Linked DNA regions of Mus musculus: regions 1 and 2 are each linked to region 3. The links are chromatin contacts, found by POLR2A ChIA-PET in ENCODE. All regions are on one chromosome and are shown on one strand. Each heading gives the region's core, a stretch centred on a gene start or an enhancer-like site at or near the end of the contact. The rest is flanking DNA. Distances are from core to core; before and after follow the strand shown.

Region 1 (4,289 bases), core at 364-2,863, 68 kb before region 3:
TTATAACCCAGCACGGTTGTTCATTCTGTCCTCACAAAGCACTGGATTGCTCCCATTTTCTTTCTTTCATCCCAGGACACATGATTGAACCCGTTTCTACAGTTGAGGGAGAGCTGGGATGCACCACTCTCAAGCTGACAAGCATCCCTGATTTGTGTTTCATATTAAATGTGTACAATTAACAGTTGCTCATCTCAGAGCGGCCAGCCAGCCATCTGTTGTGTCTTCGGAAGAACTTTTAAGAGTAAAATTAAAAGACATGTCCTGAACTGAGCTTGGTAGTGTGAGCTAATCCCATCGTGTGGGAGACAGAGGCAAGAGAATTGCCATGAGGGAGAGGAAAGAGTCATATAGCCCTACGCGTGGGCCAATAAATGTAATTTAAAAAATCAGCTTGATAATAAATATAATTTTTAAAAAAAGAGACTTTTGTTGTCTTCCTCCTCCTCTTCCTTCTCCTCCTCCTCTTCCTCTTCTTCCTCCTCTTCCTCTTCTTCCTCTTATCCACAAGTAACAAGATGCTTCATCTTGCTGACCACAGGGTACATGCCTGTTGGTTCAGCTCCTCATGAGGCTTTGATAAAATCTCAAAAAAAATCCCTTTTACCCACGAGTCTGAGACTGTGTCTTGAAACAAAACAGGTATGGTGGTGGCTCATGCCTATAATCCCAGCACTCTGGAGACTAAAGCAAGAATACTTAGACTATATAGGAAGTTAGGCCAGCTTAGGTTATAAAGTGTCCAAAAAAATTAGAAGGCAGCCAGAAGAGTGATGGTAGCTCATACCTTTAATCTCAGCACTTGGAGGCAGAGGCCTTGTGTTCAAGGCCAGCCTGGTCTACCTAGCTCCAGGGCAGCCAGGACTATCTCAACAAAAAAGTAAATAGGGGTTGGAGAGATGGTTCAGTGGTTAAGAACATGTAAGACTCTCTCCAAAGGAGTAGAATTTTTAGTCCTTGCAACCATGTCAGGTGGCTTACAACTGGCTGTAACTCCAGCTCATCTGGCCTCTGTGGGCATTCGCCTTGAATCCCAGCACTTAAAAGGCAGACACAGGCATATCTCTGAGTTTGAGGCCAGCCTGGTCTACAGATTGAGTTCTAGGACAGCCAGGGCTACAAAGAGAAAGCCTGTCTTGAAACAACAACCACAAAAACCTTACCAAACAAACAAAAAAAACAATAAAGGTAAAAACTCAAAAGACTGCTCTGGTAATAACTTGATTTGATTTGCTGTAGGTTCTATTTTTCAAATTTTTTGATTGGGAAATCTTTAAAGTAAACATGACACATGGACTGGGAATGTAGCCCAGTTGGTAATGTGCTTGCCTAACATGCATAAATCCTTGGAGTTGATTCCCAGTACCACGGCAACTGCACCTGGTTGCAGATTCCCATAAATCCCCGTACTGGGGTTATAGTGGCAGAAGGATCAGAATCCAAGGTCATCCTTGGCTAACTAGTTGAATTCCAAGCCAGCTAGGGCTACAGAAGGCCCAGTCTCAAAAGAGAACAAACTTTCCACTGCCTAGAGGCTACAGAGACTGGACTATGGTCTAGGGACCGCCTAGCCACAAAGGAGGAGCCTTGCCTGTCAGGATGGGGCAATAGCTGGTCAGATAAAGTCTACCCAAAGAGAGGTGGTAAATACTTGTTTCCAGTCATCACCTACAAGAAGTTAACCTCTGGAAGGTAGCCGCTCCAACTAGGGACCTACTGAGTGAGACAGAGAACCACTTCATTCCTCTGCTGCTTGCCAGACAGGTGAGGGTAACAGCCTCTAAGAGGCCCCCTCTTATGTCCAGGGAAACTGAAGTCTCTAATGACCAGGACTCTACCAAACTCTGACCATTCTTGGTGCCTGTTCCTGTTGAATATTTGCGCCCTCCTCACCTGAGCTCTGCTCCTTCACAACAGGGCTGTCCTGTGGACCCACCATGATCCAGGCTGCATTGCTTCTTGGCTGTATCTTACTGTCCCCGGTGACCGCCTTTCCGTGGAAGACGCAGAATGGCAGCCTGCCAGCCGTCACAAGAACTGAACCCACATCAAATGTGCTCCCCAACAAGATTCCTCCTCCAACCCCCATTACCTGTCGGGACCTCTTGTACACGGTGCTCCCCGCTGCTCCTCTGTCTGAGTTCTTGTCCCTCTTAGCCCTGAGAGTTGTCCTGGAAAACATTGGCTGCCCTGCCGAGGCCTACAGTCTGCAGCTTCGGATCAGTGAAATGGGAGGAAAAGACAGCGCGGAAACCCTGGTCCTCCAGAGTCAAAAGAGTAGCCAGGAGGAAGGGATCGGCAACAATGAAGTCATTCTGAGGCATCTGGTGCCATCCCCTGGGGATATGAGGAGGGTCCGGCGCTCAGTTACCCTGCCTGAGGCGTGCACCTATGAACCCGGGTGGGTGTTGTACGATATGGCCCAGGTGCTGCTGGAGACGGCGAACAAGCTCCCTCCTATTGACCTAGTAAGAGAGTTCAAGGCCTCTGTAGTCAATGTCACCCAGCACTGTACCATGGAGTCTTGGGAAAGTATGAATGAAGTAGCCAGGAGGCTGATGAGTAGCCCAGAACTTAAAGACGCCAAGATTCCCGTTGAAGATCGAGTATACCTCGTTGCTCAGCTTGCAGTCGTTTTAAAGCGTATTTTTGTGAACCTTGTGTGGGAATATTTTCAGACCTATTTTGGATAGACACGGCCTCCTAGGCATGGAATGAACTTTCTCATAGCCCTTTAGTAGGTGTGCACACAGCAGCTGCCCACGGTGTGTAGCTAGACGCTGGCTGCATTTTACAAATTCATACATTGTCTTCCTTTGATCCTAATGTGTGAAGACACTTGATATGACTTCAGTCTTTCAGTTTCTAAATGCTATGGGTATTGCAATTTCCCTCTTTAATACTTTTTAATTCCTTGCTTAATGCTTTTTAATTTCCCAGCTGAATTCTGGGCCTTGGTTGTATTCATATTGTTTTGGGATATTAAGGAAAGGAAGGTTTGTTGTTTTGTTTTGTTTTGTTTTTGAGACAGGGTCTGCCTGGGTAACTCTGTCTATCTTGGAACTCAGAGATCCACCTGCCTTTGCCTCCACCTGCTGAGATTAAAGGTGTGCACCACCATGTCTGTATTTGTTCTGGTATTTTGAGATTGTCTTGCTTTGTGGCCATTGCCCTTACTATATAGCCCAGGCCAGCCTCAAATTTATGGGACTCCTACTTCAGCTTTCCAAGTGCTAGAATTATAGACCTGTGCCCTCACTTCTGTTTTTGTAGTGTTGGGGTTGAACCCAGGGACTCAGGAATACTAGACAAGCCGTTCACCACTAAGCCTACTTCTGTTAATTCTTAAACTGATGAGACAAATAAAAAGCTGCTTCTATGTTGAACTCACTGATTTGGGAGCTTTAAGGAAGTTTAATATAAATTCATAGCTCCAGCTGGCCCAGAACTCAGTACAAAATTCATGCTAGCCTTGAGCTTGGAGTGGTCCTCTTGCCTCGGGCTGAAACGTTCTTGCCTGACTTCCAGGATTTCTCGACTGGGTTTCTGTGGTTCCTTCTGTACCTAGAGAGGGCTGTGCGGGGGGGACACAGAGCACATTCCAATGTCTTGAGCCAAAGATTTGAGCAATGCGTTCAAATGGGCACATTCTTGTAGAGAAACAGCCATTTCACATATTCATGGGACTGGGGGCTAGATAGGGTCCACACCTCTTCGAGCTGTCTCAGCTCTCGCCAGTGGGACCGCACAGGACTCTGGGGATTCCTGTCACCTATGGAAGTGGAGCAGTGTAGTGATGGACACACACCAAGTCAAACAGTTGTCATTCCCGTTTCCTTTTTAATTTTTTTATTGTATTTATTATTAATAGAGTGTGTGACGATGTGTGTGAACATGTGGTTGTATGGGCCGGCACTCCTGAGCCACAGAACACGAGGAGGTCAGGGGTGTGTGCAAGTCAGAGGACCGCAGTCATGAGTCACTGTTCTCATTCCCTGTGGGTTCTAGTGACTACACCTCCGTCCCCAGGAGTGACGGAGGCACTTTTACCTACTGAGTCATCTTGGCCACCCCCAACTCTCACTTCTTGGGCCTAGCTTAAAAGGAACAAAAGCCGAGGGTTGATGGTTGAGATATTGTACCAGACTACCATCTGAGCCAAATTGCTGCAGACCCTGCTTGCAAAGGACCACCATAGCTGGGCTTATTGATGGCTGACCTTTCCTGACAGGAGAGACAGAAAAGGTCACAGGCCCTCATCTGAGTATCTAGCCACTCCTCCCAGACAA
Region 2 (5,013 bases), core at 1,806-4,305, 90 kb before region 3:
GAGGAGAGCTGCCTTAAGTTTGAGGATAGGCTGTGTTGCACAGTGACTCTGACACCAGCTTGGGCTACAGAGTGTCTCAAACACAAACAAGGTCTGCAGAGCCGGATGTGGGATGCACACTTTTGATCGAAGCACTCCAGAGGCAGAGACATGGGAGCTCTCATTTCAAAGTCATCCCAATCTACAGAGCAAGTTCCAGGATAGCCAGGACCACAAGAGAAACCCTGTCTCCAAACAAACAAACAAACAAACAAACAAACAAACAAAACCAACCAGTTCTGGGGGTGCTGCTCAGCGGGTGCCCTGCTTGCCTAAGGTACACAGAGCTGAGTCCGCTCCCCGTCGACTACACCCCGATAGTGGTGCATACCCATTGTCCTAGCACTTGGAGGGCCAGAGGATCAGGAGTTCAAGGCCGTCTTCCACTACACAGCCAGTCTGAGGTCATCTTGAGCTAATGAGATCCTGTATTAAGCAAAGTCATAATAAGCAATGTTTAATAAGACACATTTTATGTTATAAAGGGTATTTTGCCACAACTTATTTTTTTCTGAGAAATAGTAGACTAATTCAAAAATAACAACAAATAGAATATATGCATGCTAAGTGGGTAGAGGTAGGATGGAGGAGTAAGAAAATAAAACGGTTAGTAAACCAGAAGAAAATGACAGGTTTTGGGATATAGGCAGCAGAGTCTAGATTTTTCTAGACAATTTAAGTTTTGTTTTGTTTTATTCTGGGTCTTTTGTTGTTCTGAGACAGTTCTCGCTATGTAACCTTGAACTTGCTGTGTACACCGGGCTGGCTTTGAACTCCCACAGAACCTCCTGCTTTGTCTCACTGTTGCGGACATGAAAGCCGAGCGCCACCATGCACAGCTGTATTTTATTTTTTAACATATACGGGTGTTTTGCATGTGTGTCTGTGCACTTTGTGCCTGCCTGGTGCCCTTGGAGGCCAGATGGAGCATTTAGATCCCTGGGAACTGGAGTCACAGATGGTTGTGAGGTGCCATGTTAATGCTAGGAAATGATCTTGGGTCCCCAGCAAGAACAGCGAATGCTCTGTGCCATCTCTTCAGCCCCACTGAGTCTATAATTTTAAAACCAACCAACAAACGAACCAAGAGAGCTGGTGTTCTGTTCAGTGCTAGCCCACAGGCTTCATTCACATGAAGAGCCCCAAATGCAGCAGGAAGAACAAAAAGCTACATTAGCTTTCACTAATGCCTAGCTGTGCGCCTGAGAGCAGGATATGCTGTGTTTTCCTGAAGAGTCCCGAAGCCTGAGCATGCCTCCTCTCTTCCCACAGGTGTACTGGGTGGGCCCGATCATCGGAGGGGGCCTGGGCAGCCTACTCTATGACTTTCTCCTCTTCCCCCGGCTCAAGAGTGTTTCTGAGAGACTGTCTATCCTGAAGGGAGCCAGACCCAGTGACTCCAATGGACAGCCAGAGGGTACAGGGGAACCTGTCGAACTGAAGACTCAGGCCCTGTAAAAGCTCCAGTTGGAGAGAGCCGCAGAAAGCCGCTGGGTTTCAGGGAGGGCCAAACCGGCCCTTGGATGAAGAAAGAGACTGTGGGGAGGGTCATGTACTTCTTTATTTTTTAACTTACGTTTTTCATTTTTTTCCCCCTTTTGCTGTGTGAAATCTTTCAAGTTGCATTCACGACTGGTTAGTGCAAACTTCCCTTCCTCCCCGCTCCAGCTACCCTCGCCGTGTGTGCACGACTGTTCATATGAATGTGGGTGCGTGTGGCCGTGTCTGAGTTTGCGGGCACAGAAGCTAGGGGAGGGGAAAGAGGTGTCAACATGTATGTCATTTCCCACCCCAGTTTGGTGAGCACAGGGAACCCGAGTTTCTGGCCTTTACCCTGCTTCCATTCAAGTATATGCACCTTGATTTTTGAAGGGTCACGGGGGTGGGTGGGGTGTCGTTCCTCTCAGGAAGCAGACAGCAGAAAGAAAGGAGGAGGGAAGGCATTCCAGGGGTTAGGAGGTCTGGTGGGAGAGGAATCCAAGATTTTATTTCCAGATCACCACACAAGTGTACCTAAGTTTTGAGGGAGTTAATGGGAGACTATAGGCTACGGATCTCATGGATGCTCATCCCAGAGAAAAGTAAACACGGGCCTTGAGTTGTTCTGTAAAGCCACATAAGCCTGCCTACATCCACCGGCTGGGCTGTGTGTTCAGAAGCCTTGAGCCACGGACCTTCCAATAGAAACAGGGGTTAGGCAAGTTTAAAAGGCCCTGCCTAATAGCCCCAGACAGAAGGTGCTGAAGCCCAGAATTGCTCTCTGAGGCTAAAACAGGAAATCTGGTGTCTGAAGCAAATTTACAGGAGTTGAGGGGCAAGACGGGGGTGGGGTGAGTGGGTGGGGGAAGATTCATTTAGAGCAAACTGAACTTTGCAAATGGCATCTCTGTACTTTTATCACTAGCTCCATAGTCTTTTATTTTTGTATGTCTTTTCACTTTTCTCTCGGCTATCCTTTCTGCTAACTCTCCCTCATGACCCAGATATCGATCTCCTCAATCTAAACGCTTAATTCAGAGATGATTTTTTTTTTTTCTTTTGGAGCCCTATCTTGTATTTGTTCGTAAAACAGCATCGTCTCAACAGGGGCGCAGGTGACCCTGAACGAACAAGGAATATTTATTTCAGATCTTTCTATTCTGAGCTTCCTGTATATACCTTGCCAGCTTTAAAACATATGCCTGTAAGAAGACAGACAACCCAAAACTCCACCCCAAACATCAAACTCTCCACTTCCTCCCAAATAAAACACATCTTTTCTAACTAGCCATTTAAGACTTTGGAATAGTCCACTGGACTGGAAGGGGAAGTACGTCTGTAAATTCTCCCTTAATTCGATCTTGATTCTTATTATAATTCAGTAGAAAACCCATAGCGTTTTGGTTTTTTACTTTAACGCAGATGCCCGACTCACATAAAACAGTCCTTTTGGGTTTCCCTTCTTTATCCAATCCTCCCTCTCTCGTCTAGAGTCAAGTGGCTCTGCCCGCCCCGCCCCGCCCCGCCCCGCCCCGCCCCCGCCCGCGCAGGCGCAGACTGGTCGCTCTCAGCCGAGTGGCGGGAAAGGCTGCGACCCCGCACCTCAGGGCCTCAGGCTCTGCGAGGCTTCAGAGGACTCGCGGAGAGCGGGTGAGTGTGTCCGGAGGACCCAGGACCGACAACGGGCGTCCCTGAGGTGGTGGGACGGCGGGGCGGCGAGCAGCGGAGCAGTGAGCGGCTACTTTCCCGCCGCGCGGTTGAAGGGCGGGGGCGGGGCTCCCGGCGCGCACGCGCGTTCTGATCCTGCTCCCGGGCGAGCGCGCCGGAGACCTGCCGGGTTTTCGCGGGTCTCTGCACACCCCGAGCTCGGGCTAGGGAAGGGACGGTGAGGCCAGGATCTTCGAGTTCCGAGAGTAGAACAGAACCCTTCTGCAGTCCAGACCCGAAGACACAGTGGCCTGGAGGTCGTCAGGAGCCAGGATTCTCAGGCTTTGGGGTCTTCATAGGCCTGGTTCGATCCTCTTGCCTAAGAAGGACACAACCTCTAGGGGTGTCAGCTAGGACAAGAGCCATTAGTTAAGCTTCTTTCCTGGAGTGTCATTTCTTTGTCTTTGATGCTGTCACTAGAACCTTGTTTTGGAAAACAAAAATCAAAAAAACTGAAGCCCGTGGTTTTACATTTACTTTGAAACCCCATTTTGGTCGCGTACGGTTTTGCTTACCCAGGTGGGTGTCTTGCGTCCCTGACATTTTTCTCATCCAGTTTGACTTCCAACCTCAGGGAAAGGATGTGTTTGCTTCGCGTCCGCTCGTACCTCAAGGTACTTGAACTCCCTCTGCTGGAGAGTTCTTGTCACTTAAGTGCAGTTGCCCTAAATTCCAGTAATTCAGTTTATCCAGCCCTCCAAGCTAGTTACCCCACAGACAAAGCCTCAGCAGGTTGGGTTGCTTGTTACCAGCCTGAGGATTTGAATGAAGTCTTAGGGGCCCTCATGGTGGAAGGAGAGAACTGAATCCCATGAACAGGAACACACAGAAAGATGAATCATAAATAAAAGGACAGGGTCTCAGTCCTGGCTGGGCTGGAATTCTCTGTGTAGACCAGGCTAGCTTCAGACTCACTGGGGGAAAGGAGCTTGCAGTAGGAGTTTCAGCCCTTCATGGTAACATGATTAAAAGCAGACCCTGGCATGGTGGAGCACACCTTTATCACAGCAGGAGGATCTTTGTGAGTTTGAGACCAGCCTGGTCTACATACTGATTTCTAGGACAGTCAGGAGTACATGGACTAACTTTGCCCCAAAGTTGGGGGAAACATAAATAAATAAAAGAGTTTCTGTTTAATTTTTTTTGTGTGATGGAGCAAACACTGGATGTTGAAAGCATTCTTCAACTGAGACAGCTCTTTCATCTTTTTTTGGGGGGGGGGGGCAGCTTCTTAGGCCCACCTTTGGAAAAGACAGGTAGGAAAGGCCTTTGGTCTGTTACAGATGTGTGTGGGCATGCACATATTTATACATACATATACACACCTAAGCATGCACACAATACACCAGTGGTCTCCCTGGAAAAGCTGAGTGTCTTTGAGCAGAGTCGGATTGCATGTACAGAAGCTACCTCACCAGAGACCAGGTCTCTGAGAACGGAAGCTACCTCACCAGAGACCAGGTCTCTGAGAACGGGCCAGAAGAAAAGGCTCCTTCCAGTCCTGTCGTTCAGTGAGTATTGCACCACTTCCTTGTCTTTGTCAGAGTTTCTATTCCTGCACAAAACATCATGACCAAGAAGCAAGTTAGGGAGGAAAGGGTTTATTCAGCTTACACTTTCCACATTACTCTAGCCTCTGCCTTCCTAGTACTGGCCACTCCCCTCTTTGTGTTCCTGAAGCATTGTAGCTTTGTTTATTATCAGTGCCAGTAAACAAAGTTTATCATACATGGCACTCAGTGCCAAGAGATGAGAGCAGAGGTCCTGGCCTTGAGGACTGGTGGAAGA
Region 3 (4,410 bases), core at 502-3,001:
GTCTCCGTGATTCTGTCTCCTAACAGATGCAGCTGTCTTCTCAGTGCTGGCACTGTGAGCTGCCTTCCCTTTCAGTGCTGTCCCCAGAACTGAGAGGTGGCTTCTCAAGTCGGCTTTACCCTGTCCACTTCCAGAACTGGATCTGCTCAGGGTCTACAGATGGTGCTATTAATAGAACTGGAAAGCAGCAAAATTGTTGCAAAGGTTCTAGCTGCCAGATTCCCCCTTTATCCTCTGCAAAACAGTGGGCCAGAAACAAAGCCTAAAGTGACCCAGGTGGAGTGATTGGTGTTCGTAATAAATATCCTGGGCAACTGATATCTGTACAAAAGAGCTCTAGAACCAGAACTCTCAGTTCCCAGTCTGCTAGAGAACTGAAGTCCTGGACAGTCACAGGGTACAGAGACCCAGGCAGCTCCAGCATCTAGCTGCTTGAGAGACGGTGGCTGGGTGGACCAGCTTGTAGAGTCTCAATGGGCCAATCAAACCGGTGTGCAGGAAGCTGAGCTACTGGCTTCATTCCTGACCACAGCTGAGAAGTATCTGTCTTCCATACATTCTATCTCGAGTTTTGTTTTATTTTTTAAAAATTTTGCTTAAAACAGCATGTTTTATAAAATAAAAGTATTTTTATCTCATTAGAAAACCGCTAGTGTGGGATTCTTTGGCTTCTTTCTTTCTTTGATTTGACTTCACCAAACAATGAGAAAATGAAAACTGTGTTTTCAGATCCACACCTAGAAATGAAGATTCTGAGTCCCAGAATGAATGGATCCAGGAGGAACATAGTTTTTTTGTTTTTTTGTTTGTTTGGTTGGTTTTTGGTTTGTTTTTTGAGACAGGGTTTCTCTGTAGCCCTGGCTGTCCTGGAACTCACTTTGTAGACTAGGCTGGCCTCGAGAACTCAGAAATCCGCCTGCCTCTGCCTCTCAAGTGCTGGGATTAAAGGCATGCGCCACCATGCCGGGCACCAGGAGGAACATAATTGTTCTTCCCCTGGACGGTGTTCGGTCTTTGCTGTAGTTGCCTAGCACCCTAAATACATAAAGCGATCACAAATCCCAGTTTATCTCAAGACCTTAAGGCGTGGTGTCAACCTGTTATCCTAACAGCGGAGCAGTTGAGAACCACAGTCCCCAACCAGCCTGCGATGGGGAGTTGAGTTCAAGGCATCCTGGGCTACATAGCAAGACACTGCTTCACTCATGACAGTACCTGCGGTGTGCCGAAAATTCAGAGAGGAATTGCTCTATTCACAGCGTGAGAGCTAAGAAGAATATTGACCGTAATATAACCCACACCCCCATCCTCAGAGGATAAATTAAGAGAAATCTCCAAGAACCTGCCTGAAAAGGCAGATAATACCAAAAATGATATTACCCAATACATACCTAATGACGATCATTTATTAATTTGGTACAAGAAGGAAGTTGTTTTAAAAACTAGTTTTTTTGTTTGTTTGTTTGTTTTTTTTTTAAGAAAGAAAAAGACCTGTAGCTACTGGCAGAGTGGTACTGCAGTGCTTCCTGGGAAATGTAGTTTGCTGTATCATGAAATCTTTGTGCATTGAAACCTAGGCTTCTCTCCCACTACTAATTGCATCTGTTTGCAAGTCCTAGCCCACCTGGACTGATGCAATTTCCCCAGGCACCCCATGCGCTCGGTCCTCACTGTAAGCTAGGCTACCTTTGTTCTTTGGTTGGTCACGTGAACCAATTCGCCACGCAAGTCTGGGTCCTCAAGTCTTCCAAGGGGTCCTCGCTGCCTCGGAGGCGCTCCTAAAGCTGCCTGCTCGCGCGAGAGTTTGGAGGGGCGGGCTTAGGGTCAGTTTCGGTGGGGGGCTCGCACGGGACCCTCAGATCTCCGCTTAGGTGCCTAGTTAAGTGCGGGAAGCTGGGCCAGGCGGTCACTGGCCACCCTGAACCTGGCGGGAGCCGGAGCGCTCTGGAGAAGCCGGGACAGCCCCGTTTTTCCCAGCCAGCTGCTAGGGTTGGGACCCACAGAAAACAAAGTGAGAGTCCGGCTGCTTTCCAGAGCCTGGGCCACGGCGGCGGCCGTGGGAGCAGAGGTGGGACAGATGCGAGCGTCAGAGGCTGTGGGCGCACTGAGGTTGGGAATGGACCCGAGCAAAGCGATGGCGGAGTCCTTACAAAAGGGGCTGGTCTGTCTGCACGGGAGCTACTTACATTCTAGAGATGGGGATTCCGGAACCCTTGGTGCTAGGTCCACATAGGCCCTGGTTATGGAGTGTGCTCGCTGGCTTCATGGCCTGACTGGTTCCTTGCTGGCAGCTCCTTTCTGCCCGTCATTCTCACGTAATCGATAACCTCCATCTCAAAGCTACTGCATAGCTCTGTGAGTCCTCAGTGTCCTCAAAGTATCAAAACCCAGGCCCTCACCTGTGGAGGACATAGTTTCTGGATCTGAGTCCCAGTCCCGAGCTCTCACTCCCTATTCCCCCATCCCGAACTCCGGTCCCTCGGGTGTTTGTAACGAGGTTTTTTCCTGGAAAACAATCCGAATCACACCAAGGCCTCTGAAGGCCTTGGAATGAGGGGTGACGGTCATGGGGGAAATGGATCGCTCTCCTCACACCTGTGTTTCATTTTCATACAAATCCAGGTGGAGCGACCCTGTTACACTAAAGATGAAAGGCTGGGGTTGGCTAGCCCTACTTTTGGGGGTCCTGCTGGGAACTGCCTGGGCTCGAAGGAGCCAAGATCTACACTGTGGAGGTAAAAGCACGAAGACCAGTGGAGAAGTGGGAGGAAGATGACCCGTGGGAGTCATGAGATCCAAAGCTTGGAACAAGGATGGATAGAAAAACCCTCATTCCCCTCACCATCCCCACTCCCTGTTCTCTTCCCTGACACCAGCTTGCAGGGCTCTGGTGGATGAATTAGAGTGGGAAATTGCCCGCGTGGACCCCAAGAAGACCATTCAGATGGGATCCTTCCGAATCAATCCAGATGGCAGCCAGTCAGTTGTGGAGGTAATTTACTATCCCTCAAATAAAGTAGCTCACTCGGGCTTAGAGTATGAACTTGTTCGAAGAGAAGAAAGCAGGAAGTCATTCGACCTGTAATGATAATGATCTCAACCCTCAGAGGCGGGACCAGAAGGATCTTTCTGAGTTCTAGTTCTGGTCTACCCCATAGAATTAGGTACTGTCTTCGAAAAGAAAAGAAACAGCCTGGTGTGATGGTACATATCATTAATCCCAGCAGAGGCAGGCTGATCTTGAATTTGAGGCCAGCCTGGTCTACAAAGAGAGTTCCAGGACAGCCAAGGCTGTTATAGAGAGAAACCCTATCTCAAAAAACCAACCAAACAAACAAACAACCAAGGAGCCAGAACATTGATTGTGTATCAGAAGGACTGGGCTCTAAGCCACTTATGGTATTTGCATGCCTGTAATCCTAGTACACAAACAGCAGAGCAGTTGGGTTCTGCCTATCTGGAAGAGCCTGGAAAGTTATAACCACGTATTTCTTTGCCCCAAACCTCAATTAATTGTTTCTGCTGTAGAAGTTAGGTCTTGATTAGTCTGTTTCTCCTCATCCCCAGTCCGCATGTCTCTTGTTTCACTATAGCAGTATTGTATATATACATTTATTTAAAAAAAGAATAAGAGGTCTTGTCCAGCTGGGAATGTAGCTCAGTTGATAGAGTGCTAGCCTCGCATGCACAGAACCCTGTGTTTGGCCCTTAACATCCCATAAACCCAGCATACTGGTACACTCCTGTGATGCCTGCCCTCAAAGTCTTCCCTGGAGCTAGAGAGATGGTTCCGTGGTTAGGAGAACATGCTGCTGTTGCAGAGGACTTGGCTCAGATTCTAGCACCCATGTAGTGGCTCATAACTCATTCTGGGGAATCAAACATTTCCTTCCGGTGTCTGTGATCACCAGGCATGTATACATGCAAGCAAACACTCGTGCATAAAATAAAAATAAATCATTTTTTTAAAAAAAGTCTTTGTATTCAAGAAATTTATATTAGCTAGAAGCATAAGTTAAAGCTATACCTAGTAAGAAATATGCAAGGAAATTTATTTTAATGATTGATTTATTTTTACTTTATGTGGATTGGTGTTTTGCCTGAATCCATGTCTGTGTGAGGGTGGAGTTAAAAACAGTTGTGAGGGCTGGTGAGATGGCTCAGTGGGTAAGAGCACCCAACTGCTCTTCCAAAGGTCCGGAGTTCAAATCCCAGCAACCACATGGTGGCTCACAACCATCCATAACGAGATCTGACTCCCTCTTCTGGAGTGTCTGAAGACAGCTACAGTGTACTTACATATAATAAATAAATAAATCTTAAAAAAAAAAAAAAAAGCCAGGCGTGGTGGCGCACGCCTTTAATCCCAGCACTCGGGAGGCAGAGGCAGGCGGATTTCTGAGTTCGAGG

Evidence for each region. ChIA-PET counts read pairs that join two places held with the same protein, here RNA polymerase II (POLR2A).
Region 1: POLR2A ChIA-PET joins it to region 3 with 12 read pairs in Patski. The contact joins the promoter of Apon here to the promoter of Cnpy2 in region 3. POLR2A ChIA-PET finds 5 or more read pairs at or near these places in 3 of 5 experiments (Patski and embryonic stem cell).
Region 2: POLR2A ChIA-PET joins it to region 3 with 10 read pairs in embryonic stem cell. The contact joins the promoter of Timeless here to the promoter of Cnpy2 in region 3. POLR2A ChIA-PET finds 5 or more read pairs at or near these places in 3 of 5 experiments (Patski and embryonic stem cell).

What each region holds. Positions count from the first base shown.
Region 1 is chr10:128,252,518-128,256,806 of GRCm38, forward strand. Apon (apolipoprotein N) reads left to right here and starts at 1,614. Exons shown (of 2, transcript NM_133996.3): 1 at 1,614-1,764; 2 at 1,918-3,384. The coding sequence starts at 1,938. The coding sequence ends at 2,693. Timeless (timeless circadian clock 1) reads left to right here. Exons shown (of 29, transcript NM_001164081.1): 29 at 1-424.
Region 2 is chr10:128,229,008-128,234,020 of GRCm38, forward strand. It overlaps Timeless (timeless circadian clock 1), which reads left to right and starts at 3,056. Exons shown (of 29, transcript NM_001164081.1): 1 at 3,056-3,168. Mip (major intrinsic protein of lens fiber) reads left to right here. Exons shown (of 4, transcript NM_008600.5): 4 at 1,312-2,805. The coding sequence ends at 1,497. Gm26847 (a long non-coding RNA gene) reads right to left here and starts at 4,056. Exons shown (of 2, transcript XR_380941.4): 1 at 3,741-4,056; 2 at 1,583-3,648.
Region 3 is chr10:128,320,708-128,325,117 of GRCm38, forward strand. It overlaps Cnpy2 (canopy FGF signaling regulator 2), which reads left to right and starts at 1,752. Exons shown (of 6, transcript NM_019953.1): 1 at 1,752-2,068; 2 at 2,623-2,735; 3 at 2,877-2,992. The coding sequence starts at 2,648. It overlaps Pan2 (PAN2 poly(A) specific ribonuclease subunit), which reads left to right. Exons shown (of 26, transcript NM_133992.3): 26 at 27-651. The coding sequence ends at 58.